Linked DNA regions of Homo sapiens: region 1 is linked to region 2. A link is a loop called in an ENCODE intact Hi-C map of the cell type or tissue named here. Cell type or tissue: PC-3. All regions are shown on one strand. Region 1 overlaps MED13 (mediator complex subunit 13). Region 2 overlaps MED13 (mediator complex subunit 13).

What was found. Hi-C counts contacts between places; a loop is a spot of excess contacts. Peaks named below come from ENCODE experiments on the same cell type or tissue, not always from the same donor. Only the 100,000 strongest peaks of a DNase experiment are listed, where the experiment ranks them.
Region 1: it touches region 2 in a loop (2.3-fold over the local background); 11 of 110 quality-filtered maps call a loop at or near these places.

What each region holds. Positions count from the first base shown.
Region 1 is chr17:62,050,190-62,052,689 of GRCh38, forward strand. MED13 (mediator complex subunit 13) reads right to left here. Exons shown (of 30, transcript NM_005121.3): 3 at 2,348-2,500. Among named protein-coding and RNA genes, the nearest start is that of MED13, 14 kb to the right of the region's middle. In PC-3, no CTCF peak of the experiment used is centred here; a DNase peak (open chromatin) is centred at 1,072; H3K27ac peaks cover 1,658 bases.
Region 2 is chr17:61,996,656-61,999,155 of GRCh38, forward strand. The region is part of intron 9 of MED13 (mediator complex subunit 13); the gene reads right to left. Among named protein-coding and RNA genes, the nearest start is that of MED13, 67 kb to the right of the region's middle. In PC-3, no CTCF peak of the experiment used is centred here; a DNase peak (open chromatin) is centred at 1,166; H3K27ac peaks cover 2,056 bases.

The sequences.
Region 1 (2,500 bases), 54 kb after region 2:
TCTACTAAAAACACAAAAATTAGCTGGGTATGATGGCAGACGCCTGTAATCCCAGCTACTCAGGAGGCTGAGGCAGGAGAATCACTTGAACCTGGGAGGCAGAGGTTGCAGTGAGCCGAGATCATACCATTGCGCTCCAGCCTGGGCAACAAGAGTGAAACTCCGTATCAGAAAAAAAAAAAAAAGGAAAAGGAGAGGGAAAAGAAGTGTGTGCAAAAGTGCCAATATCCAAGTGTTGAGTCGGGGGAAGTAAGATAGCTAACCTCTCAATAGAAAGTCAATAGAATTTCAATGGTAGGCTGTTGTGACCAAAAAAAAAAAAAGTCCACTAGATTAATCCTAAATGATAACTCAAGAATAAGCATGTTATGTCTTTCAAAATTTTTAAACAGGTAACTTAAAAGAAACAGAAGAATTAAAAAGGGCTGCTTCTGAGGAGCAAATCTATTCATTGGGGCTCAGGATTGCAGCCTTTCATTTTAAATCTTGGTAATCTGTTTGACTTCTTAAAACTACATAAATCTATATGCCTGGCTGGGAGCAGTGGCTCACGCCTGTAATCCCAGCACTTTAGGAGGCCGAGGCGGGTGGATTGCCTGAGCTCAGGAGTTCAAGACAAGCCTGGGCAACATGGCAAAACCCCGTTTCTACTAAAAATACACAAAATTAGCCAGGTGTGGTGGCACACGCCTATAATCCCAGCTACTTGGGAGACTGAGGCAGGAGAATCACTTGAACCTGGGAAGCAGAGGTTGCAGTGAGCTGAGATTGCACCACTGCACTCCAGCCTGGGCAACAGAGTGAGACTTTGTCTCAAAATAAATAAATAAATGTATATGGCAGATATTGTTAACTGCCTACCCAATATCCATTTCCACTTCTTTGATCTTTGGTATCTATCTAATATCTATCAGCCCTTTCTTCTTACTAACAAAAACTTCATTTGTTCAGAGCAGCTGTTTCCAAATAAAAGATATTTGTTTCTCTTAGTATGGCCAAAGATATGTCAACTAAAGTTTCCAGAAAATAATTTACTTTCTGACTCAGGTGCCACACCTTCCTTACTTCCTCCCTTCCTTTCTCTTCCTGCCTGGAATCCACTGTGAGGTCTGGAGGTGCAACACACGGGAGGACCATGAAGATGTAAAAATGGCACAGAGAAAACTCTGGGGAACTTTGAATCCTTGATGACATTATTGAACAGCTATACCAGTACTAAACTATCGACCTCCATACTGCTTGCTACTGAGAAAAATCAATCCCTACATAAGCCAAGTAGTTAATGTTGTTCTGTCATTTCCAGCTGAATGCATTCTGAACTTACACAAGTATTTTGTTAACAATAAAGGTTTACGTTAATTTTCAAAGAGGAAAAAAAATGAAAGCACCTTTATTTATCCAGGCTTATCTACTCATCCAGTCTTACTAAAACTAAAAAGTTTGAAAAAACAAACAAACAAAAACTCCAGGTGCACATGAAAAAAGATGTGCATATATGACATCAAAGACCTCAAAATGATTACAATCTCAACCAAATGTTCACTTCACATCCTCTCACATCTTTCAGGAAAAATTAGTAAGTTCCCTTTAGTTTTCTCTTCCCCACATCCCAACTTACTTGCCACTGGTTCATCTCTCTTGAAGTCTCACTAACTCAATGACTGCTGGGAACTTAAATCTTTTGAGAGACTATGCCTTATATTATCTAAATCACGGAGAAGCGAGTAACCTGAAGGTTTTAATTGCATAGGAGAAGGAGGTATCTATCATAAGTCTTCTGTGCCTCTATCTGCAACTAGTCTAATAAGTAGTGTCATAAATTTGCTTAATTCATTGCTCAAGAAAATTATAAGCTCTCAAAGAGTAAATGGTCTTATATAGAAAACACAAATTTAAATTACTTTAATTAAAGGGAATTGAGAGATTGGGAATAAGAAGGGTTAACTTGATCCAAAACATACTCACAGATCACTATCCTTAACAGGTGTTGTTACTTAATTTTAATATCAGAGTGCTGTGCATATATTTCCACAAATACTAAAAAAAAGATACTTCCAAGCCTAAGTCTCTGCTTTCATCCCACATTAAGTCTATCATCACAAATCAAAATTTAGGCCACTGTATTAAAATACAGCCTATTCCTACAGTAAGAAAATGCTTAAAGTGTATAAAGGGAAGTTTGTAAAGTGGTTTAAAAAAAAAAAAAACCTGACTGTATCTAGTACTCTGTCACTGACAACCTCTGGAATATGTCTGTATATTAGCTTGTTTTATCCCACATTCTCTGTTAAGACACAAAAAGGAACAAATCTAAAGAAATATCACGTCAGAATTTAAGATAGCTTACCTTTTATTTATAGGTTTTTCATCTTTTTCATAAGGCTTTACAAACCACTTGCCAATACGTACAAAATTCCTGTTCATTAAACACCGTTCCAATAGATTGTGAACTGCTTTGAAAAGCAGAGTACGGCATTCATAGGAAAGTCCATTCTCCCAC
Region 2 (2,500 bases):
CCTATGAGCCCATAACTACTTTATTTTAAATAGCAATATGCCCATGCCCACTTGCCTCAATAATAATCCCCCTTACCCTGCTCTATTTTCCTGCATAGCATTTATCTTTTAACATATTACATAATTTATTATATTCATAGTTGACTGTCACTCACACTAGAACATAAAAGCTCCACAAGGACAGGGGTCTAACCTTTGTTCACTAATTTAGCACAGATGCCTAGAGTACCTGGTACATAATAGGTGTCAATACTTGCTAGTGAATAAATGAAATCTAAAAATCACAGACTGAGATGTTTTTGCATTAGTACTACTAAAATACACTATCTTGTACTTTGAAATAAACAATTTTTACACACTAGAAGGTACCAATGCCACTGCTTATCTACTCTGAGTACTAAGACAAAAATTGTAAGATATGTAAGGTCTGGTAGCAATGAAGGTATTTGCAGATCGTACATTCTTTGACTCACAGGCAAATCTTATCTCATTCATCTATTCACTAATGCCTAACACTAGTAGCACTTGATCTCTTACAAACTCGGGGCAAAGTAGGCCATCAAAACAAAAACTGATTTCTAAACATGCTATCAAATGCTCAAATACATATCATTATTATTCCAAATACGCCCCAGATTTATTGCAAAAACTAAAATCCCAAGCATACAAAAACTTTCTGCTGTGGGAATATAATGCTAGCACACTGTCATTGGGGATATGTTTTATAATTAATCATCAGGATAGTTCTGTTCTATAAACAGCTGAGTATCAAGTGTAGTTTTTTACCTCACCACATTAGACTCTAAATAACGGTTAGCTGAATTGTCTACCAAATATTCACTAATGCAAATCTTTTTAAAATAGTAATTCTAACTACTTTGATATGTACTTTTCTTATTTAATACTTAAAATAATATTTTAAGATAAGAAGCAAAGGGTATTATCCCTGACTTTGATGTGGAAATTATGTAAAATCAAGGGCTTTGCTGAGGTCACATAGTGGCAAAGTCAGAAATGAAAAGATTTTAAGTATTTATATTCAAATAACTATCCTTAGGGAATAAAGTATAAGAAATCTCCCTTCCCCCAGCCTGAAAGACACTACTACTCTCTGTAGAGACAAATAAAACTCGGTGTTTCATATTACGTTGTCCTCTGGCAGAAGTATAAAAACCTTCACACTGTTTACATAAGTAGTTGCTAGACTACTGTGCAGTAACATTATTAAAAAAACCAACTCTACTGCACAGGGCTCTATTAAAATAAAAAATGAGTAAACCAAATGCATTACCTAAATATGACTGTTTGTTATTTTATTGAATCATTCTCACAGACATTAGCATGTGCAAAGAATTTAAATGTAGTCAATTTCAAGAGTATCAAGACACAATAAATTTTAAAATATAAATTCATTTACATTATACATTCTATATTTAAAGCTGATAATAGAATTAAAAATTGTTACTTTTAAGAGATGCCAGATAAAAAAACTCTAATTACCATACTGTCAACATCAATTATATAGTACACATACACTTTTAGAATACGAATAACCCTCTCCTTTCCTCAAACGAACTTTCACATACAGCCAAATAATTAACTACAGACACAGTTTCAATTAGACATAAAGCTAAATACAGACAAACTGCAAAAAGATCAGGTACAGCCATGAACAGGAAGTGCTGCAAGGCCCAAAGCATTATATTATTCATTAATTGCAACTCTTTCCTTTTACTATGACAATAACATACTATCCTGAAATGTACTCATATAGAATTTAACATAGCTTATGGTAGCATATGCTGTTATGCCTTTATTCAATAAAAATTCTTCCAGATGAGGTATGACAGTTTTTAAGATGACAATTATAGAAGCAGATAAGCTACAGACGGAAAGTTAAGAAACAAATGAATGCAATAATGTCAAAATCTTCCCACCGCCTTTTTTTTTTTTTTTTTTTTTTTGAGACAAGGTCTTGCTGTCACCCAGGCTGGAATGCAGTGGTGCGGTCTCAGCTCACTACAACCTCCACCTCCAGAGTTCAAAGTATCCTCCCTCTTCGGCCTCCTGAGTAGCTGGGACTACAGGTGTGTACCACCACACTTGGCTAGTTTTTTATTTTTTGTAGAGACAGGATCTCACTATATTGCCCAGGCTGGTCTTGAACTCCTGGGCTCAAGTGATCCTCCCATGTTTGCCTCCCAAAGTGCTGGGATTACAGGTGTGAGCTACTGAGCCCAGCCTAAAATCTCCCACTTTTTAAATGGTACTTTTTTTTTTTTTTTTTTTTTTTTACCGTCTCCTATATTCAGAATCAATCCCTAAACTGAGCCAAGGTCACTGTCAAAGGAAAGCTTTATTTGCATTAAAATAAAACAGCAAATATAGAAGACTTACTTAAAAGATTTAGAGTACAGAAAAATCAAAACAAGTTTATTTCATCACAGACTTCTTTCTGTGAATCAAAGGCATTCAGAACTATGTTTTAGAGATCAAATAA